Linked DNA regions of Mus musculus: all the other regions are linked to region 2. The links are chromatin loops, found by intact Hi-C in ENCODE. Cell type or tissue: left cerebral cortex. All regions are shown on one strand. Region 1 overlaps Rabgap1l (RAB GTPase activating protein 1-like). Region 2 holds the start of Cacybp (calcyclin binding protein). Region 3 overlaps Rabgap1l (RAB GTPase activating protein 1-like).

Region 1 (8,000 bases), 160 kb after region 2:
CCAAGAGCAGAGAGTATTTTAATTTTATGATCCTTTGTGCCAGTGAGTTCAGCAGGCTGAATTCAATTATTTGTTCATATAATGGCTCTGGGTTTCTCTATCTCTATCCTAGTCAACCAGAGACATTTTTTTTAATTGGGGCAATCTTATATGTATAGCCTTTAAATAATTTCACTAGAAGCTTTCTTTTCACTGTCATATAAAAGCAACACTTGTGAAACAGGTTGATTTTACTACAGTCTCAGAATTTCCTGCTGTACAAGATGAAAAGGCAGAGAATTTTGACTGAGAGTTACTAGGTGTATCATGTGAGACATAAAGTCTCTTTTTTTATAGAGTATCTGTAAGATTTAAAACATGCACACACACCATAGCTTAAGGTTGCAAACACTAGCTCCACAGGAAGACAGACGCAACTGTGGTTCTGTTGTATAACTTGCCTAGATGGACCTATGCCTTGAGCCAGTTGAGACCATACACTAACTCATGAAACTCCACTCCAACAGTACTAAGACTGCTAGAATCAAGGGCTAGCTATTATTCTATGCGAAAGGCACAAGCACTGCCATCATACATACTAAGTACCTGAAACAGTCAAGGGTACAGACTGGATACAGAATGGTGACTGGGAAGGCAGAGGAGCAAGACCTACACATCTCTGCTGGGGACAATGAAGAAGACTGGGGATAACTGCTAGCATTGTATGGGAATGGGAATGCCATCAAGAGAGAAACTGCACACAGGAAAATCATTAAAATGGTGAATCTTAGGTTGTATTAAATGTAAGATCAGGAAGATCATTTCAAAAGTGCTTGACACAGAATCTAGTACACTTCAGGTACTTAGTAGGAAACAGGGCCCTTGCAATTATTTGTAACAACTGCATAAAAGGCATTTAGGTGCACCTCACAAACTGTAAATGCTGGAATGTACACCATCATTACACAATTAGGACTTTGGTTAAAGACTGACAGTGATCAATAAGCTGTCATGACCCTCTTTATCTGTGTGGATTACTAGCATTACTTTTCAATAGGCAATAGACTAAGTGATGCAACCAACAATCTGATGACTCACTTTGAGAATCAATTGATATCACAATAGTACAAGTCAAATAAAATTATATAACAGAGGTCAGCTGTTCTCTGAATAGCTTCAACATATTCTCTCTCTCTCTCTCTCTCTCTCTCTCTCTCTCTCTCTCTCTCTCTCTCTGTGAATGTGTGAATATGTGTGTGTGTGTAAATAAGATAGAGTAAGCATAGTGCATGTGTGCATTAGAAATCTACAGCACACTGGTTACGTTCAAACATGCTTTTAAATGGGATTTCTAGGTGGCTTATACACATTCACAACCCCAGTTCCAGGAGATCCAGGGCCATTTTCTGGATTCCATGGACCATGTATACGTGCAGTGCACAGACATATGTGTAGCCAAAGCACTCACACACATAAATAAAAAAATTTGAAAAAAATCTAGTTTCAGATGAAAAGCACAAATTGACAGCAGCAGTATAAAGACCTCAGCACCTCACAGCAAAGGATCCAGCCTGGCCAGCTTCCCTAACAACTTATTTTATTCTTATATATTTTACTTAGCTGAGTTTACAGAGTAGCAGTTTGCACAGGTGGTTTTCATACTCCCCGTGGTTGATGCTCTCCCTCGTTGTCTCCCCTTCCCTGCTGCACTCTTGCCCCCCCCCCCCCCGCCTCCCTGCTCATGCCTGCTTCCACTTTGTTCTGTTGCTTTCCTTGTGTTCTCTCTTAAATCCTCTCTCTCACTTTCCCCACTCTAAGACTCCTTTCTATTTCTTGGCCTCCATTGTCCTGAACACATATATCTAACAGATGGAGGTTAAGATTGTCATGTATGAGAGAACACAGAGTATTTGTCTTTGTGAATCTGGGTTCTCTAACTTAACACAGTATTTTCCAGTTCCATTAATTTTTCAAAAATTTTCATAAGTCCAGTTTCTTTTTTTTTTTTTTTTTTTTGGTTTTTCGAGACAGGATTTCTGTATAGCCCTGGCTGTCCTGGAGCTCACTTTGTAGACCAGGCTGGCCTCAGACTAAGAAATCTGCCTACCTCTGCCTCCCAAGTGCTGGGATTAAAGGCATGGGCCACCACTGCCGGGCCCAATCCAGTTTCCTTTAAGGCAGAATAAAACTCCATTGTATTTATAACATTTTCATAATCAATTTTGTCCATGTGCATCTAGCCCAATTTCATCTCCTTGCTACAGTGAAGGCAGCAAGGATGAGCACATATCTCTGTAATAGGATGTGGAGTCCTTTGAGCACATGCCCAGGAGTGCTACAGCTGGGTCATCTAACAGTTTTATTTTTAGTTTTTTGTTTTGTTTTTTTAAGATTTACTTATTTCATGTATGTAAGTACACTGTCGCTGTCTTCAGACACACCAGAAGAGGGCATCAGATCCCATTACAGATGGTTGTGAGCTACCATGGGGTTGTTGGGAATTGAATTCAGGACCTCTGGAAGAGCAATCAGTACTCTTAACCACTGAGCCATCTCTCCAATCCTATTTTTGGTTTTTTTTTCAGATCCCTTCACACTGATAGCCGTAACAGCTACAACAGTGGACTATAGGTTACTATTTCCCCATATCCCCATATTACTTGTTCCTGTTTTTTAAATATTTTGCATTATTTTATGAATGTTTTGCTTGTATGCATGTCTGTGCTGAATGTGCATGCCTGTGGAAATCAGAAGAGGGAGTTGGATCCCCTGGAACTGGTTAAAGATGGCTATGAATCACAGTTTATGTACTGGGAATTGAACCTGAATCTTCTGGAAGAGCAGCCACTGTTCTAACTGCTGAGCCAGCTCTCCAGCCCTTCATTTGTTTTTCTTAATGATGGCCAATCTGAGCTGAATGTTATCTCAAAGTAGTTTTAATTTTAATTTCTCTGATGGCTAGAGATGCTGAATATTTATACACTATTTGAATGTCTTCTTTTGTGAACATTTGCATGTTGTTATTCCTGTCTAAAAGTCTCTGTTTAGTTTACTTATGATCTTTAATTAAAAAAAAAATCTTTCCTGGTATTCCCAGAATAAAGCTGGCAACCTGTCTTTAGGTTGCCAACCTTATACCTATATTTACTTTTTTTTTTTTTTTTTTTTTTGAGACTAGGTGGCCCTGGTGGCCTGTAACTCACTATGGAGATCAGGTTGGAGTGAAGCTCTGCCCACCTCTGCCTCCTGAGTGCTGGGATTAAAGGAGTGTGGCACTGTGACTGGCCCACAAGTTCCCTAAAAGACAGGACAACTATAATTGTACACTCACCACCTTCTTCCACTACAACTACAACAACTTCACAACACCAGATCTTAGCCCTTACCTCACCATACACTGCTAACCTAGGACTTGAACAAAATAGGAGCTTTCAGAATGTCTGTTGAATACCTGAGGCAACCTACTCTGATAGGCTTCTTGAAAGTGAGGCAGAGAAGACAGGACCAAGAACATATGTGGGTAGTTGACCATGGAACGAATGCTGAACATATCCACACTAACAGGCAGAATGGTACACAGAAGTGGAAGATAAAGACGAAAGGTTTTTTAAGTAGGGGGTTGAAAGCTTGAATGAATTTATGCTTAGAATTTACTTTACTCACAAAAGTGGGGCAGGGAGGTTTGAGTCTGTCTCTGCCAAATGATCTCATATTTCTTAAGGTACACTGAGATCAAATGAATTACTGGCTGCTTGAAACAAGGTCAGGCTTACTAAAAGCTCCCCTTGATTCCGGGCACTTTGGATGCCTGATGAGAACTAAACAAGGAACGATTGCCTCAGTACACTTAAAGTTAGATGGCACGCACTGTGATGCCGGCTTCCCTAATACTGATCCCTACTTCACAGCATGCATTACTTCTGAAACAAAGTTACCTGAGAATTCTACAGTAACTACAAGCTCTATCTGTATTTGTTCGTTTGTTTTTAGCATGAATCTATCATAAAGACGGAGGGTACATTAGATTAAAATATAAAGTACTTAAAATACAGAGAGATGTTGAATGCGGAAGACACAAACTAGAGGAGGTAAGCAGTGCTGTAGTTAAACCATTTCCATGGCTATGCATGCATAGAGCCCTGCTGCCACCAGCAGGAGAGCAGCCGTTCCTTCAGCAAAGGAAAAAACAATCAAAAAACCTGAGCTGCAAGCAAAAGCCACTGCAGTTTCCTCTCCAACCCAGGGCTTTCCAATCTAACTAAAACACTGAAGAAAATACAACCAAATCTTCAATTTTTCTTATGCCACCATATCTGAGCACAGAAACAAGAACTCTGAATTCTAAAGTACTTCTTCAAATGCCAAGGAGATGAAAAATTCACTGCCAGTTTTAGCATGTGTGCCTCTCCTAACACATATGGTATTCAAGCAAGGTTTTACAATGCAGGCGAACATCTGCAACACGTTAGTCCTTCTCAAGGGCAGCAGGATGGGAAGTGGGAATTATCTTTTGGTAGGTCAAAGGAATACTGAACTCATCAGTCTGGTGCTAAACAACTTGTGTGTGTGTGTGTGTGTGTGTGTGTGTGTGTGTGTGTGTGTGTGTGTGTATGATGTGTCCCTGTACTTCTCACAAACAGCTCCTAATTCTGTAACTGTTGGCACTCTAGTAAGTCCATTTCTTTATTTCTCCTTTGGCCATATAAAGACACTAACAGAGGATGGGTTATGCCTTATTCTTGTATCCAGAATGACCCTTCAAAACATGTATGCCAGGGGCTGGAGAGGTGACTTGGCTGTTAAGAGCACTGACTGCTCTTCCAGTGGTTTCCAGTTCAAATCCCAGAAACCACATGGTGGCTCACAACCATCTGTAATGAGATCTGATGCCCTCTTCTGGTGAGGCTGAAGACAGCTACAGTGCACTTATATATAATAAATAAATAAATCTTAAAAAAAAAAAAAAAGTGTATGCCAGAGGCCTGGTCCTCAGAGAGCAGTATCTTTTAAGAGATAGAACCTACTGGAATATTTAGGACACCAAGGATAGGCTGCTGAAGCAGACTGGGGTCCCGCTCCCTGTACTCTCCTGTTCTTTCCCGCTCTGATGCTAGCAGTTTTGCTGATAAAGGCTCTGGCTGTGATGTGGTGCTGCCTCACCACAGGCTCAAAAGCAACAGGACCAATCAGTTATGGACTAGTACACATTAGGATCAAAACTAAATAGTTTCTCTTTATAATCATCCCAGTATTTGTTACAATGCCTGAAGGCTGGCCGACAGAGAATTGTTTCTAAGAAGTAGGGTCATTACCATTACTATATGATGGACAATGGGCGATTACTTTGCAGGAGGAATATGGACAAGTTTGGAGGATCTAGAGAGAGCTTAGAATGATGTAAGCAGAGCTTAATGAGTCATTCAAGTGAGGGCTTAGAAGACCAGAAAACTGATAGGAATGTGGGCAGCAAAGGCTACATCAAACGGGAATGGGGATTCTGTTGAAAATTAGGTAGAGACCACACTTAGCTCCACTTTGTCCATATCCTCCTACTCTGTGGGAGACAGGCCGTAAGGTTATTGTGGTTTGGATATGAAGTATCCCCCACAAAAGGCTCACGTGGAAGCCTTCATTTCACGTGGTACATGTAATCATTGAGAGAGACTGGAACACATGGCTCTGACCTAGTTAATGGATCAATCATTATATATATAACTTGAAGGCACTATTTGATTGTCATCACTGAGAGAACAGAAACAGATTCATATGCTCCCCTCAGCAGTAAGAGCTCCCCTAAGCTTTAGGGGTGTCAACTCAAGCCAAACCAGAATTGTAGTACCAACACTAAAAAAATAATTTCGGGATTAGCCACTTTACAACTAAGCAGAGTGTTGGGAGCTATTAAGACAACACTATTGTCCTGATCTCTGAATTGGGCCTCTCCCCACAAGAAGAAAAGGGGGTCAAAAGCTGGCCACCGACGCACCGCTCCGAGAACAACCACAGATTGTTCCAGCCCTAAGTCAGCGCTGGATGTCCTGACCTCAAGATGTACCCTGATACTGCCAAGTTCCTGCTTCCCCGTGTAGTCGCCAAAAGAAAAATTTCCGCTGCCCCATCCCTCCTGCTGAGAAGTACTTCCCCTTTTGCTTGTGCATTTAAACCTTGAGCCTTGCTAATACATTGGGACTTTGATGCTACTCAGACTGCTTCCATGTGTCGTTCATTGCACAAGGTTCTAGTCTCTCTCTACACCCCATTTGGTTCTTAGGAGAAGGTCCCCTCGAGACGCTCGAATAACTGGACCTGCTGGACGGGTCAGCAGAGTAGGAGACCTATTAGAGGTATTTTAATATAGTCTTACGCAGGAGGGTCAGGAGGGAAAGCCGGGAAATACAGTGAATAGCATGGGTGTGGGCTTGCTGGAGAGAGGTGAAGAAAGCAAATCATACTCAAATGTGATACAGGCTCCTCAAGAGACAGCCACAGTTAATCAGTTAGAAATAGTCATCGACACCTAATTAGTCATTAGGAGGCTCTTAAGTATATCTCAGAAAGCCTGGTAAGAAATCCTTCCTTTGCTCTCTTCCAACAAGTGAGATTCCAGGGTTGCTCAGGAGACACCTTCACGGAGCTCTGGCAGGTTTAGAGCTGGGAAGGGCTGTAAGCGCTGGTTACTGCGCTGGAATCCTTGCCACTTTTGCTGGTGGGGGCTTCAGGTGGACTCTGCGGGAGGGGCTTCTTCCCCTTCTCCTGTCACCAAGACTTTCTATCCTGCCTCAGAGGGCTGTGGAAACTCTCAGCAGCGAGGCCTGCTGAAAAAGTAGACTGGTTGGGGCTGTAGCCCTGGCTGGACCCTTTTCTGTCTTTCACTGCTTTCTGGCCATTCCTAGATGAGAAACCTTTGCCATGTGTTTAGGCCACAATTAAGTTGTAACTCACCTCCGTCTCAAAGCAATTATGCAACCAACCTTGGAGGAAATTTCTAAGTTTTTCTTACTTATTTTTTATTTGTGGAGGGCAACTTGTATGTATACTACAGTAGGTTTATAGAGGTCACAGAACAACTTGCTACAGTTGGTTTTTCCTTCTACCATATGGTTCCCAGGGGTCAAACTCAGGTCATCATGCTTGGTGGCAATCAACTGTTGTGTCTTCCTAAATTCTGCCCTTAAAAAAATAATTCCTCTCAAATATTTACCACAAAAAAGCTAGTTATCACCAAAGGAATGAAGAGTGTCCTTAAAGAGGGACCTTCAAGGCTACAAGGCGTCCAGACTGCTAATTCAGCATTTACAGTGCTAATTGGGAGACAGAAAGGAGAGGAGTAAAACTTTTTTTTTTTTTAATTTGCAGTTCAGTTAGAAATAGAACATATGTGTAAAGTAGCTTGGAGCAAGGGGAATTACTATAACATAAAAAAGCCAAGGGATAGCTGTGTACACAAGAGGATAGCTGTCCCAAGAGCATCTCAACACTCTACAGGACAATCCTCTCTGTCACAGGCTCACAGATGTGCCACACCTCTAAAGGGAAGTTTAAAGTTCTGGGGAGTAGTTATTGCTCCATAAGATTCAGAGACAATATATTTTTATATTTAGGATTTTAGTTACAGAAAAATCTAAGAAAGAGAAATTTATTTGCTTCAAGATTTTTATTTTCAAAACCTCCAAGAGATGTTTTGTCAACAATTTAATGTTACACATGTTACTGAGATATTTTATAATTCTCAAAGCCAAGGTATTGTAGAACTTTAAAAACTATACCTTCTTAAAAAACAAAGAAGGGGAGAAATTATATCCCCGTGCACATTATTTAAATCACATTTTTATTTTTAAAAACTAGACATAATCATGTCTAGGTCAGATGAAAATGATCCACTTATTGGCACATGCCATGATCCTGTTGAGATACTTAATATGGGGGGAAGGGGGCAAAGTTTCTGTTTTTTTCCACAGAATGCTATAAGAGCATGCTAGCTTCCAATGTGACAGGCTGACCTGTGACCTGTGAGTGCCCTG
Region 2 (8,000 bases):
TTTTAAGAGCTAGAGGATCAAGGAGCTTGTTGTAAGACTTTGACTCCTAGCAAGCAGAGGTTACACCCACCCAAAAACATCTCAGCGAGAAAGCCTAAACTTGAACTGAACAAAGATGACAATAGATATGCTAATGTGGACAAGGAAAGCCTAGGGTGTCACTACTCTACACAAGAACAGGCTCCAAAGAGAGGCTGAGGGCAGGAGAAAGTCTTCCCCAGAAGAGCCCAGTACCAAACGGTCAGCCCTGAGCTTACCTACTAGTAACATCACACAGACTATGTATGCAACAATGAAAAAAAAATGAGACAGAGAAACTATGAAATTGAAAGAGTGCAAATGGCAGGGATTGGAGGGAGGAAGAGGGAAATGATTTATTATATTTATATTTATTATAATTTCAAGAAATAAAAAATAATTTTAAAATATTTTAAATGCTAGATATTAGATAGTAAAAAAAAAAAAATAGCTCAAATAGCTCATTACTCTGTGGCCATTATATTATGATTTCCTAACAGTTTATAAAAAGCACAACAGTGAAACTCCGGTCTACAATCCCAAGGAAACTTGACTCTAAGATCCAAAACTGCAAAACTGTCACTCATCTTTTGAATTTAGAATCAAGATATTTCATTCAAAGTTTTTCAGTGGTTTCAAAATTCATATGGATTATCAAGTACCACTGTTGGTGAAAGTGGGTTGGTGGGACTTTACCACAGATTCTAAATATCAGCATAATAAAAAAAAATATTAAAAGCAAAGCAAGTACTTATTCCTAGGACAGAGCTTTACTTAACAAACGGAGAAAGGAAAAGGTTTTGCTTTAAACTGGAATGGGAATCTTTTTTTTGAGCTGACTCATGGCAGAATTCCCAGGCCCTCCCAGTTTTCGCTCTAATGGACTCTTTAGTAAGATACCAACTGATGCGACCTACAGGAGAACCATTGCTTGATTTTTGTATTCACAGCCCAGAAACCACTGACAGTGTAGGTTCTGACTGGGATTAGATAGAACAGTTTCCTGTCCACTTTTTCTTGCCTTCTTGGCATGCATTTGTTTTCTATACATAAACATTTATCTCCCTTTGAATCTGTTTCCCAGTTGTTAAATAGGGGCTCGGTCTGGCCTGGTGGCACATGCCTTTAGTTCTGCCACTCTGGAGGCAAGTGTATCTCAAAGACCAAGTGAGGGGTACTCAGTGAGACCTACTCCCACCCAACTGCTCAAAATGGAAGAACCCAACTCTCCTCCACAAAGACATGGAATTGGACACCAGGTACACACACAAATAGATGCACACAGCTATGAAGATGCATAGCCAATGCATGAGGTGGTACTACACCCTCATGTGGATGTTAGCATATGAACAAAAACCACCCAATAAAATAACAAATGTTAGTGAATGTGTGGAGAAATGGCACCTTTTGTGCAATTCTTGTGGAAACGGTAGCTTCCTAAGACTTTCCCTATTATTTGGCAATTACACGGACTAAAAACATGCCCACAAAACAAAACTTGTTTACAAGAAATCACAATCGGCAAGATGGAGAAACAGAAGAGTAGGAATTCCATCTGTACAATGGGACAGTATTCAACCACCCAAAGGAATGCCATACTGATACCACGACTGAACTAGAAAATCCTAAGGCTCCAGCCTAAGTAGATGGAGCACCTACAATGGATTTCTATTTAAGGAAACGAAAATAGTCTGCAACTAGGTAACACTGATGGTTGTACGACAGAAAAAGTTGAATTTCACATCTTAATATGATTGAATAAGGTGAATTTTAATCTCAGAAGAAAAACATGCCCCTATATGCATAGCTCCAAGTCTAAAGTCCCTTCTCTTTTGGAGACAATTAATGCTGCACAACTGTTAAGCCACCCTCTCCACTCTCCCAGTGAGCACGTGGTGCCTGCCTATCTTGTCGCAAGATACCCAGATGAATACTTTAACTTCCTAATTTTTATGTGTTTAAAGCCCATGATTTCTAAGTGAGGGAGAAGTTTCCGAAAAGCAAATCTTAACAGCCAATGTTTCTGTGAAAACAATATGTCAATCACATAAAACCTGTATTGGCCAAAACCCGGCAATTCAATTACTCTTGCTATGGAGACCTCGAGGATCCAAAAAGTCAAGTCATTCACATTCATTTTTTACAAATCTAAAAACACACGCCAGGCAATTTCCTAGTCGTACCTACTGCTCAATTCCCAGTAACTTTTTAAAAATTGCTTTTATACATAAAGACTGGGGGTATACCGGAACGGTAGAGAGCTTGCCTAGCGTGTGTAAGGCCTGCAGGTCCGCCACTGGCACTGCTAAATAAAAACTGAAACCATAAGCACTGTCCAGGGCGTTTAGAAATAATACAGAGAATGTATGTATAACCACCTATAAAATGAAAGCGGTGACCATGACTAGTCATGCGGGCATGGGAATTCCTTCCCATGGCCCCCGGCCCGGAGCTCAGAGCTTTGCAGGAAGGTTTCTGATCCCTGGCCAGGAACCGGGAGCCGAGAAGACCTCAGGCAATGGAGAGAGGGGACCGCCACCCGCGAGCCTACCACGAACCGCGCCAAAAATTGGGATCCAGACACACCCCCGACCTTCCAGCCGCGGCCGGGACACTCAGGCCCAGGCAGGCGGCGGCGTAGAGGCCGCGGGCCCGCGACGGGGGCAGAGCCGAGGACATCAGCCCCGGGAAAGCAGCCGCCGCCCGGCGGCGCGAGCCGGTGGGTCCAGGCCGACCCCTACCTCTTCCAAAACGGAAGCCATGCCGTCGCGCGTCAGACCCGAGGCCGGAGCTGCAGCGGTGCACCGAAGCAGACAGGAAAAGCCGAACACGCCACCCACGAGCGTCGCAGCGCCGGCAGCGAGCTCCACAGACCCGGCGCGACACGGCGGCCCGCCCTCCGCACGAGACGGCTCTGGAACCTTCGCAAGGCTCCACCGGAGCCTCCCAAGGCCCCGCCCCTCCGAGTCTAGTCCCGCCCCCAGGCTGGTTGCCTAGCAACGCTCAATTCTCGCGAGCGATCGAATGCTCAGGAGGCGTCCAGCCACTTCCTTCCGCCCCAGCGATTGAGACGTCGTTCCGCGCCGGCAGAACCGGGCTGCGCAGTCGCAGCTCGCAACCGCGGCCAGACCTAGCCCCGGAACTAACCTTCAAAGGTTTGGGGACCCGATAGGAAGTGTCTCGAGAAGGGCTGCTTCCGCTGGTGCGATGCGGAGTTGCCAGGCCGCCATCTTGTCTTCGGCAGCTCTGAGGTATCGGGAAAGAACAAAGGAGCGCCCCCAAAGAAGCACAACTACCATCAAAAAAGGACGGATTTGTTAAGGGAGGAAGGCTCCTAAGTAGAACAATGGCTTTAAGTGGGCCTTGGGTTTCTGGAGGCGTCCTGCGTCTAGCACCGTTGACGTGGCGCCATCTCGTGGGACTGTAGGAAGGTTGCACGGGCTTCCTGACTGGCTCTGGGCGCCGTGGTGGAAAGCGGCACGGTTTCAAGTGGCCGAACGCTCCATTCTCCCTTGCCTATATGAGCTCTTGATACGAAGTTTTCCACTGCCTTCGCTCTTTACTAGCGGTTTATTTTGTATTTTCAGCAGGGTTTGGATTGAGTGAATTTCCACGTAAAATGTGGAGGAATTCTTAGGACTTTGGGTTGCAGCAGCCCGGATTAGTAAACCCCCAGCGTAAAACCGTTTTTCAAATTATCTTAATTATGACAGCATAGAGACGTCCATAACACCCAGTAAACCGAGACAGAAAACAAACAGTACCCATTGGGAGGTAGAGCAATCTGCTGTCAGCTTACAGATGCTTAGGGGAGTTACTAGCATCAGCAAGTCAAGGAAAATGCTGCTACACTACACTTTATATTAATGTAACATTAAGGCATGCAACCTGTACGAACTTCTCACACAAACTTGCACAAAATGACAAGTTAGACAGGGATGTATGTCGTGTATAGTTGCAACTTAAATAAAAGTCTCAAACCACCAGTCCCATGGCCTATAGTGATAAAAATAAAAACAATCCTTTTCTGGAGTGGACAATGACAGAAAGGTGCCACCCTTTGAAGTTTATGAAAAGGTGAAATAAAAAGGAGGAGGACATGGCTACTTCTAAAGTATGGAGAAGATTTTTTTTATTATTTTTAATTTTTTTTTGTAGCTATAAGGAAGACAGGCAGAGGGAAGGGTCCAGGTCGAACATGACTGTTAGACTAAATACAACATAAGAGCAAGAGGGGCCTTGAACCTGTAAGAGTCCATGAATGGTCTAAGAATCATACCCTAGGCTCAAACAGTATGTAAACGCACAGAGTGTTTTATTCTGCAGAAGTCCAGCGGTGCTGGAGTCTCCCATTACCAGAAATAAAGAGTCAACCAAGTGAGCTTGAAGGCCTGATTTAATGCATGTTAGGAGATTCCATTTATTCCCTAGGGGATGACCTCTAACCCCATTTCTATCGACATTCCATTACTCGGGCATGGAGACTAAAAACTGTTGCTGAAGAAGTCTGGAAACTGGTGCCGACCCATTGTCCTTGCCTCAGGCCAGGTGGTGAGGCAGCTTCTGCGGACTGGCCTTACCCAGTCAAACGGTCAATTTAAAGCCTGTCATGGAGTCAGCCTAACCTTCTCAGACCAAGAGAGGCTGACTCAAACAAGAGACCTAAGTAGCAAAAATGGTTGAGTTATATAGGGACTGGTTTTGGCACAAGACACCCCAAGTCCAAATTCTCAACACAAAGATTTATTTCCTCTAGTGGGACAAGCAACAGATAGAGGCCTAGGAGAAGCAGAAAGGAGCAAGGTAGAGAGTGAAGGGCTATTTGTCCTAGAGGGACAAAGGACTGTCTCTGATTAAGAGAGGAGTCCAGGTTGGGAGAGAACAAAGGAGCATCCCCAAAGAAGCACAATTACAATAAAAAAAAAAAAAGAACAGATTTGTTAAGGGAGGAACACTGGCTTTTAAGTGGGTATTGGGTTTCTGGAGACATCCTGCTTTTAGCACCTTTGACTTGGCACCATCTCCTGGGACTGTTAGAAAGGTATCAACTGGCCCTTAGGCAGTTTATAAAAGTCAAATGCCCTGTTAGGATGAGGTGTTTCATTTTAATTGGTCATGTTTATTAGGGTGGGAAAGGGGGGCTTTTTGTTGCTGGATTTAAATACTTTGATAGCTGGACCTTGATAGCCTCAGGAAATGTTCAAAAATGGAACAGACCTTGGTGGCTGACTTTAAAAATGTGATCTAAAGGTTTTCAGTGGGCAGAGGGTATAGGGGAAAAGAGCAAGGCCTGCCAGAGCCACGTGTGCCATGCTCATGCTGGCTAGAGTCCCTTCAGGGATCAAACTGGAAGAAGGGAAACAGAAGCCCAGACTCCAGGAAAGGGAGAGGTTTAGGGTAGAGGGTTGGGTGAGGAGTGCTGGGAGGACTCACAGACACTGAGACCTAGATTTCTTAGAAACCTAACAGTATTATTATTTGATTTGGGTATAGGTTACAGTGGTATGAGCTGTAAGTATAACATTTGTGTGGTTTGGTAGTTTATACCTAAGGCCTACGAGGGAGCTTTTCAAGGTGACAAGTGTTACTATTGTGGAGATCCCATCAGAGATGACTACTCTGATGCAGTTTATAGCCAATTGAAAGTCTTTAGTCCAGCTGGGCCTACACTTGGGTATTTAGGATCCTAGTGTAGCACTGCGTGTTTGTAGTAAGGGAGGCAAAAACCATGTCGTGGTAGCTCAGAAGTTGCAAGGGGAAGTTTTGTGCAAGCTAGCATTTTAACAAAAGCTAAGTGGTGTTAGCTGGAAGGGAAGGTTTACACAAGCAGCTGGTTTACCAGAAGCTAAGAAAAGTTAGTTGGGGCATTTTGACCTTGGATTTCTAGAACAGTGTTGGGTAATCTATGGGATTTTCCATCAAGATAATCAAATTCTAATTAAACCTAAATTGACCTCAGCAAGAATGCAAGATGGAGGAACCTTTATACTATGTTGCCTTGTCATGTTACTAGTGGGCTAATGGAAATATACAAAGATCATTTGAACTCAGCAGCACAAAATAGCAAGATCCTGTAAGTTAGTGAAATGACCTAGCAGGTATATATTTTATATTTCAATTTTTAAAGTATGCAAACAATAAACAAATGACTGGAATAGGAACAAATATTTCAGTGTACTCCATGGAAGCATCACCTAATCATCTTACTTACTTAGGCCCAAGAGTCACATTGAATCTTCAATCTTAGGCCATATATCATATATATAGCAAGTCCAGCTGACTTCATCTTTAAAATGTGTAGAAACTCAAACACTTCTCATACCCTTTACTGTTACCTCTACTTTCTCCCTGGTTTAAACAATGGCATTTCTGTTGTTTCATGAGCATACTGTTTAGTGTAGTTTTCTATCTCACAAGTCTATAATTTGCTTTTTCTACTGCCTAGAATGCTTGCTCTCAAAGTCATCACATAGATCATGTCTATTCATTACTTAAAAGGAGTGAACTCCTAGGAGAGAATGAGAGAGTAAGTACACATTAGAAATTGGCTAAGCAAATCCAAAGCCTGTTAGGACAGGGAGACTGGATTGGGAGATCATAGATAGAGTGTGCCCCATGGTTTATCCACAAGAGGCTAGGAAGAACATGAGCTGAAGCTGGGCATGGAGGTGCATGCTTTTAATCCCAGCACTTGGAAGGCAGAGACAGGTAGATCTGTAGACCAGCCTGGTCTACAGAGTGAGTTTCAGGACAGCCAGCTGTCCTACACAGAAATCCTTTCTTGTATACTCCCTCTCCCCCTCCCCCCCAAAAGAGAACATGAAGTGGTTGGAACTTAATTCTTATGCAAGGATCAGCCTGTCTTGTTTTCAAGACATTACAATGGGTAGAACTATGCCTACCTTGATTATTCAAGCTCTCTCCTACATAAAGTTTAATTATGACTTCATGGCAATGCTTAGTGTTTGGTTGAACAACTAGGGAGTATAGGTGAACCAAGTTCAATTATCAAAGACTACACAGCTGACTAATCCATTTCACCCACACCAGTCTCATGCTGTTCTTTATACCTTTTTGCTACCTAAAGCTTATTAGCCTTTTTCCTGTTAGGAAAGTTTACTTACTTGGGAGTTGTAGATATTTTACTCATCTCTCCCCCATAGGAAAGTTTACTTACTTGGGAGTTGTAGATACTTTACTCATCTCTCCCCCATACAAGAAAGCCACCATGGCTTCCCTGAATGATGGGACTATGTTGGAGACTGGTACTAATGCTTTGATTAAATAAGAAATCTGTGTGCCCAAACACTAAAGGTCCTTGTCCCCAATTGGTTTTTGATCGATCAATAAAGATACCAATGGACAATGGCTGGGCACAGAGTGGGACCCTTAGAGCCACTGGCTACTTCCCCCATTGGGCCTTGGGTAGCAGGTAGAGGATTAGAAGTGCCTAGCCTTTGAGTAGCCAAGGCATTTAAAAAAATAAGCTTGTGTGTGTGTGTGTGTGTTTCATTCATGGATCCAGAGAGTTCCTGAGCAGGTGGCTGGAAGCATTCGGCCACATGGGAGCTCAAAGCGTAGCAAAAACTTATGACCACGTGACTGTAATCGAATTGTGAGCCAAATAAAAACTCTTCTTTAATTTACATGTTTTGTTTCATATCCAGTTTCAAGGATTTAGTAGCTTAGTTTTTAAACTCTCAGAATAGAGTTCTCTCATGTCTAAGATATCTCTCCAACCCCAACTTCTTTAGGAAGCATTTTTAATAGTTCAAGTCTCACATCTGAAGAGTGTCAACAAAACAAACCCAATTTGGTTTCTTTACCTGTCTACAAAGTCCCTATGTATATCATATAGAAGCAAATCATCTTAGGCGTGGTGATTCATATCTACAGTATCAACCCTGAAACAGGATTGCTGGGCGCTTGAGGACAGCCTTGATTACTGTCTTGGTGTTCTATTGCTATGAAGAGACACCATG
Region 3 (8,000 bases), 500 kb after region 2:
GCATGCATGTACAACTAGCATCCAGCATCATTCCCAGATCTGTGGCAAAAACAAGAAAAATAATCACAGCACATCAGAAGGGGAACACACTTTCTCCCTGAAGTGTCCCTCCAGCACCCTCTACTGCCACTGTTGAATATTGTGTTTTCTGGAAAAGGAGAACTGTCTAAAGTTCCATGAATCAGGTATGAGAGATTTGGAGACAAGAATAAACTGACAAATGACATATAGAATACTATAAAGATTTCACAGTTTACACAAATATTTAAACCAATAAATTGAGAAATGTGTACTATAACATAGTAGGATGCTGTTTACCAAAAAAAAAAAAAAAAAAAAATTAAAAGAGGTCTGAGGTCTGCAGATTTTGTTAATGTCAATTTCTTACTTGTGATACTGAACTATAGCTATGCAAGGGTTTCCACTGGTGAGAATTGGATACCTGCACATGAAACCTCTTTGTAATGTTGATACAATTTCCTCTAAATCTATACATTTTCAAACTAAGGATTGTTTTCTAGTTTACTCCACCAAGCAGGGGAGCACAGACTCTTAATCCCATTGGTCATAGGCAAAGGCAGATGAATCTTTGTTAGTTCAAGGCCAACCTGGTCTACACTATAAGTTCCTAGCCAACCAGGGATAGATAGTAAGACCTATTTCAAATGGCAATCCAAAACAAACAAACAAATTATCAACAATAAAATGAACTCTTAAGACATTAATCAGCATATAAGAATACATTACATAAGCCAGGCGTGGTGGCACAATCCTAGTTGTAGGCAAAGAAAAGCATAGACTGAGAGTAAAGGGCTAGAAAAAATGTGGGGGGGGGGGGGAGACGGAGACACAGAGAGAGAGAGAGAGAGAGAGAGAGAGAGAGAGAGAGAGAACACAAAATATGAGCAACAATAGCAATAATTTCAGAGAAAGTAAACATCGAGAAGATGTAAAGAGTTAATGAAGTTCATTATTGATAAAAGGGCCAAGTCAACAAGAGGCAACACATGTAACCGTGTTTTCCAAACACATAAAAGTACGCATTGTTAAATATAAAGGGAGAAGGATACTTAAGTATAGTAAATGGGTCAGACTTGAACTTTTCTATGTGGACAAATCATTTAAAAAGAAAATCCACAAGCAAACATGTAAACTGAGTCATGGAACAAAGCAATCAGACAATGAATATACTGAAAACATTTCATACAATAGCTGTTGAGTATACATTTTTATCAGCATTCAGAAGGCTGAGACAGGAGAATTCCTGTAAGTTTAAAGCTATCCTGATCTACACAGTGAGTCCCAAGTCAGGCAGTGCGACAGGAAGTGAAAGAATGTGTTTCAAAGACACAAACAAGAGAGTGATATAGGTAAAGGCAAAAAAACTTCCTGAATATGACTCTAACAGTCCAACACATACCAGCATGGATTATACATGAGACTATATAAAAATTAAATACAAATTAAATCAAAATTAAAAATGATTACCAACATAAAGAGACTGCCTACAAGCTGAGAGAAAACCTTTGCCACATATTTGTCTGGCAGGGAATAATGTACAGCACTACTGTCTTCCAAGCTCCCATCATAATGACCCAGTAAGCTCCTCTATGGTGTTCAATTGTGTTCTGACTCCAACATTCAAAGTCTTCCACATTTCTCAGAAACACAACACAGTCAGGTCTGTCACAGCAATAGCCCACTCTGATAACAGCATTGGTATTATTTACTTTTGTGACACTGTAATGAACCACCAGGACTAAGGCAACTTAAAGAACAAAGAGTTTATTTGGTCTTATGACTCTAGAGAGCTAATTCTGTGATTATGCAGTGAAGGCATTGCAGTAGTAGAGGGGAGCTGTGAGCTCATAGCTTGAACCAGAGTCACAAAGCAGAGAGAGACAACCTGAAACAACAGCAGCCCTTAAACTCTCAAAGCTAGCATCCAGTGATATACTTCCTCCAACAAACATAACCTCCCTAAACTTCCCAAACAGAACCATCAACTGGGAATCAAGTGTTCAAATGCCTGATATTATTGGAGATATCTCATTCAAAACCCACAGCTGACAACCTTCATTCTATCCCAAGACATGCTATCCTGGGAGTCACACAGAGGTGGAAGGAGAAAGCCACTTCCATGACTCTGCTGCGTACACATATTCAAACATCAGTCATACATATATGTACAAACAAAAAATTTAAAAATAAAAATTGAGAATGGCCAAGAAAAATGTAAGCAACACACAAGAAGATAACCCTAGAAACAGAACAGTGCAGTAACATCTCTTCCCTCAGGTCTTACAGCTTCATATGTCACATTTATATGTCAACATGGGTAAGTCAGGAAAGGAAAATACAACAGATATTGTGGAGACAGGGAGCAGTTCTCATTTCTCTTCTTTTAAAATATAGTACAGTACAGACAGAGTTAAATAATGTATTTCATGTTTCAAAACATTTAGCCAATAAAATTTTATATACTCCATTATCTTTTCAAAACGAAGCAGGAAAGAGAAACATGAATTTTAGTAGTAGAACGTCTCAACTCAGAATCATCCGTCTGACGACTGTCAAACCTCCATGCCTCAGCAGTGAAACATACACAATCACAGCACCTACACTCCATAGGTCACACTGCCTACAACAGCACACAGAAGAGAAGGCTTAAGTAAGATTCAACTACCTAACTATAAGACTCTGTATTTCAAGTACTGTGCTAGGAGCTGAGATAAACAAAATAGTAGTTTCTGATAAAGGGGCTGAGAGAGACAGCAGCAGTATATCAATATATGAAATATCACTATATGAGGTGCCTGTGATTGAAAAAAAATAAAGAAGTAGCTTGTTTCCTATTAAATCTGAAGTATTAAAAAAAACCTAAAAATTAGAATTCTAGATGGGTGCTGTGTGCACCTGGGATTTAATGTGTTATTCTTTCTACTTTGGAATATAATGGAGATTTCATATTTTTACCTTGATATATTTTTTAAACAAATTTTATTTTCTCTTTGACAAAAAACGCTCATATTATGTAATCTGAACTATATTCTTTCACATCAACTGTCTTTCTATTACAAATTGACTGTTAGTACCTGTGTAGATTCCAGTGTTAAGAATTCTCTTGATGAGACTGCCACCTACCGGAATAATCGAATTCTACCATTTACAGTTTATGATTTAAAGGCATTAAATACATTTGGCATAATAAGAGGCAGGTTTTGTTTCTTTTGAAAACAGGTTAAACTAAGTATTTTCAAAAATCTCCCATATCATAGATAATTTTGCCAAAGGAATAATTGTTTGATCAAAACTCAGCCTAAAGCAAGTTCAAGCCAATTCCCATATACTAAGAAAATCACCTTTGAAAAGAAGAGAAGAGGAAGAGAAGAGAAGAGAAGAGAAGAGAAGAGAAGAGAAGAGAAGAGAAGAGAAATGAAATAATTTGAATGAATTTATTAACCACTACTAATTATAACCCATAGCTAAAAGTATGAGATTATCATCAAGATAGTTATCTTATTTTACCTGTTATAGGAATCAACTCAAAATGGATAAAGGACCTTATAATTTTGAGTTATTAGGGGAAAAAAAGCAGAAAACAGTTCAACATAAAAGGATTGGCAATGACTTCCTGACTAGAACTCCATTAGCCCAGACTATAATAGCGAGGATTAACAGATGAGACTGCATACATTAAGAAGCTTCGGTAAGGGTGACAAGTACCAAAGGAAGTTTAAGCAGTTATCCGTGTGTCAAGAGATTAATTTCCAAAACATATAGAAAATAAAACCTAAAAGCCAGAACAAATAACCCAATAAGTGAATGAGCAAATGACCCAAGCAGTCCTCAAATAAAGTACAATAACCATTAAGTCCATGAGAAAATGAGCAGCAGCCTTTAAGAGTAAACACAAATAAAAACTAAACTGAGATTCCATCTTAGTCCAGGTAAAATGAATGGCTAGCACCAAGAAGACAAGAAATAAATGCTGTCAAAGATGGGAGAGTTAAGGTGCAAATTCCTCATTCACGCTTGAGGAGGGATGCAAGTTAGTATAGCCATTAGAGAAATCACTACCAGTTCCTCACAAAACTAGAAACAGAACTACCGCCCACTCCCATTGCACCACTCTAGTGTAGACTCAGAAGGAAATGAAGGGGTCAGAACAGGGATACCTGCATGCCCATGCTTACTGCAGTACTATTCATAATAACCAAGTTTTAGAGTATGCCTAGGAACCTGCACTGAATGACTGGACAAAGAAACTGTACACAGTGGAGTCGTAACTTACAGTGAGAGTAGCATAAAAGTATAAAGGGAAGTATTTGGGAAAAGGAGCAAAACAAGATGAGAGGGCATCAAGAGAAGGTGATAGAGTGGATATGACAGCAGCACGTGTACATGAACGCAATGGTATATGTGGAGCACACTAGCAAAACAGTTATCTTAAAGGTTGAGGAAATATTGCTATATTAAAATAATCATTCTGTAATAAATTTTATGTAGTCTCAAACATATATAATTTCTCTTTGTCAATGTATAAGGAAATAGAGGGCTGGAGAGATGGTTCAATGGTTAAAAGAATTAACTGTTCTTCAAGAGGACATGGGTTCAATTCCCAGTGCCTCTTCAGCCACTAAGAACCTTATAGAACACCAGTTCCAAAGGAATCCAATACCCTCTTTTGGCACCTCACACACAGCATCGACAAGGTGCAGAGACATACAATAAGCAAAACATTTCATACAGATAAAGTAAAAATAAGTAAATCTAAGAAATAGGGGATTAGGAGACGTGGCTTAGCAGTTAAGAGCACTAATTATCTTCCAAAGGACCTGGGTTCAATTCCCCAGATCCACATGACAGATCACAATATCTGTAAGCTCTAGTTTAGGTGGTCTGATACCCTCATCTGGCCTCCAGTGGTACCATACACAGGCATATATGCAGGCAAAACACCCATACTCAGAACATAAAGAATAGAGGTTGCCTGTTATGGTACCACCTGCCAGTAATGACAGCACTTATGAAGAGGAGGCAAGGAGATCAGTAAATCCAAGGTCATGTTTAACTACATACAGCTCAATATCAGTCTAGTGTACACGGGATCCTATCTCAAAGACAGATGATAGATAGATAGATAGATAGATAGATAGATAGATAGATAGATAGATAGATAGATAGATAGATAGACAGACAGACAGAAAGACTGATAGATCATGAATAGTACTTGTCTAACACTTACAAGGTCTTGGCTTCAATCTCTATCACAAAAAGAGGAGGAAGAAGGAAAAGAAATAATAAAAAAAACAATATAGTAGGTGGTGAAATATAGAATTACTTTTAAAATCAATTATCCTAACATGTATAAATCTTTGGAAAATGTCTGATAATAATAACATATAATAATTCAAAAGGTTTCTCTCAAATAATTTAAGCAGCAGAAGTTGAGATGTTGTGCTCTGGAAAAAATATATGTGCTCTAAGAAGCCTAGTGCTGACAGACACTAAAACTGAACGTTACTGAAGAGGATGAATAAAATTATTTCACAAATGTAATAGGCAAATGTAACACTCCTGTTATTAGTTTCTATTTTATTTTCAAAGTAAATGTTTAACCAAGTTAGTAAAGAAAATATAATATGGTACTCAACTACACAAACATTCATCAAGGTTACTCTATTTAAGCTAACTGAAACAGAAATGAGCCACAAATGAATGCTAAGTCAAAAAGGACATTTAACAAGGATCAGTGTTTGGGTTGTTGGAAGTTTTGGTTTGGGCTTTTTTGGTTTTGGTTTTGTTTTTTTTGTTTTTTTGTTTTTTAGTTTTTTTTTTTTTGTCTTCTTTGTAGTCTTAAAATGTCCCTTTACAAATTACTTACTTGTTATAAGTGGGGAAACATTAACAGTGAAGAAATCAGACTTATTGCTCTTGCAGAGGACCTGGGTTCAGTTCCCAGCACCCACATCACATCTCACAACCGTCTATAACTCATTCAGCTCCACAGGATCTGAAGCCTTCTTCTGGCTCCCTTGGGTACTGTACTTATATGGTGCAAGGGCACAAAGGCAGGCAAAACACCATACAAACAAAAAATGGAACCCAAAAATTTGATTAAATAGATACACACACACACACACACACACACACACACACACAAACACACATATCCTTTGGACTGTAAGGATAGCTTAATCAGTAAAGTGCTGACAGCATATATACGAGACCTGAGTTTGATTCCCAAAACCAAGGTTATAAAGCAAGTATGGTCTCTGGATAGCCATCCAGAGACCGCCCCACCTTGGGATCCATCCCATCAACAGACACTAAAACTGGACACTATTGCTTATGCCAAGATGTGCTTACAGACAGGAGCCTGGTATGGCTGTCCTCTGAGAGGCTCTGCCAGCATCTGACTAAGACAGATGCAGATACTCACAGCTAACCATGGGACTGAGCCTGGGGACCCCAATGGAAAAGTTAGGGGAAGGACTGAAGGAACTGAAGAGGATTGCAACCCCACAGGAAAACCAACAGGAACTAAACCACCAACCAAAGAGTATACATGGGTGGGTCCATGGCTCCTGCTATGTATGTACAAAGGATGGCCTCATTTGGAATCAATGGGAGAGGAGCCATGTGGAGGCTTGTTGCACCAACGTAGGATGCTAGAGGGGTGAGGCAGGAGTGTGTGGGTGGGTGGGAAGTACCCTCTTAAAGCAACAGGGAGAGGGGTGGAGAACTTCCCTTTGGAAGACCAGGAAGGGGAACAACATTTGAAATGTGAATAAATAAAATAATCAATAATTTAAAAAGCAAGTACAGTAATATGTACATTATTACAAAGCCTGGGGACATGGAGAGAAACAGATCCTTAGGGCTCAGGGGTCAGCTATCCTAGCCTAACCAACAAGCTCCAGGTCAATGAGAGACCCTGCCTCAAAGGTAGACAGCACCTGAGGATTCCGGAACAATACCTGAGACTGGGGCCTCCACACACATGCACACATGCACACATGCACATATGCACATATGCACAGAGACAAAGACACACACACACAAATACCAAATATATATCTTTAGAAGATACAAGATTAAATAACTGCTTTCCCTAGATGTAAATAAGTGTTAAACAAAAAAGGGTGGTATGAACCAAAGGGCTGAATCAGTAGGAGGAGATCTGTAAGGGCAGTAAGGGGTGAGAGGGAGGGAGGAGGGATGTTGGTGTGGTAGAAACATAAACAGTACAACAGAGATCCAATCTGAAGCACATTAGCAGTGCCAATACCAGGGTGAGGTATGATGAAAGGACAAGTACTTACCTCTCAATAGCTAATTCTTTGTTAGACAGTTGCTGAACTGTAATCACAACCTTCTTCTCTATTCCTTGCTTTATTTTGAAATAAAATTTATCTCTATCCTTAGGCACGGGACTGAAATATTTAAAAAGAACAAAAATTAGTAACAGAAAAAGGTTGTAACATTCTAAAATAAGAACCAAATAACAAGGTATTAAACCAAGAATACTATATTCTTTGAGGTTCTCATTTGTTTGCTTGTTTGTTTTTATTTGTTTTTGTTTCTCCATGTGGGTGGCCTGAAACTCAACTCTGTAGACCAGGTTGGCCTTGAACTCACAGATCCAGCTTGCCTCTGCCTCCTTTAATGCTGGGATTAAAGGCATACACCAGCACAGCACAGTGAGAACACTATATTCTTTTTTTTTTCTAAGATTTATTTATTTATTATATGTAAGTACACTGTAGCTGTCTTCAGACACTCCAGAAGAGGGAGTCAGATCTCATTACGGATGGTTGTGAGTCACCATGTGGTTGCTGGGATTTGAACTCAGGACCTCTGGAAGAGCAGTCAGTGCTCTTAACTGCTGAGCCATCTCTCCAGCCCAAGAACACTATATTCTTAAGACATATTGAATCTCACTTCATACAGATAGATAACAATTTTATAACTAGCAACATAGTTTCTAGAAATTT

Evidence for each region. Peaks named below come from ENCODE experiments on the same cell type or tissue, not always from the same donor. Only the 100,000 strongest peaks of a DNase experiment are listed, where the experiment ranks them.
Region 1: it touches region 2 in a loop (4-fold over the local background); 8 of 42 quality-filtered maps call a loop at or near these places.
Region 3: it touches region 2 in a loop (3-fold over the local background); 5 of 42 quality-filtered maps call a loop at or near these places.

Annotation. Positions count from the first base shown.
Region 1 is chr1:160,373,694-160,381,693 of GRCm38, forward strand. All of the region lies in intron 18 of Rabgap1l (RAB GTPase activating protein 1-like), which reads right to left. Among named protein-coding and RNA genes, the nearest start is that of Mir1927, 82 kb to the left of the region's middle. In left cerebral cortex, CTCF peaks have their summits at 2,428 (motif pointing right), 4,130 (motif pointing left) and 4,878 (motif pointing left); DNase peaks (open chromatin) are centred at 4,135, 4,898 and 5,060.
Region 2 is chr1:160,209,888-160,217,887 of GRCm38, forward strand. It overlaps Cacybp (calcyclin binding protein), which reads right to left and starts at 3,005. Exons shown (of 6, transcript NM_009786.2): 1 at 2,760-3,005. The coding sequence starts at 2,780. In left cerebral cortex, a CTCF peak has its summit at 3,428 (motif pointing left); DNase peaks (open chromatin) are centred at 880, 2,096, 2,570 and 3,080; H3K4me3 peaks cover 3,149 bases; H3K27ac peaks cover 1,993 bases.
Region 3 is chr1:160,714,805-160,722,804 of GRCm38, forward strand. It overlaps Rabgap1l (RAB GTPase activating protein 1-like), which reads right to left. Exons shown (of 21, transcript NM_013862.5): 7 at 7,329-7,439. Among named protein-coding and RNA genes, the nearest start is that of Gm37083, 73 kb to the right of the region's middle. In left cerebral cortex, CTCF peaks have their summits at 120 (motif pointing left) and 3,152 (motif pointing left); DNase peaks (open chromatin) are centred at 97 and 3,144.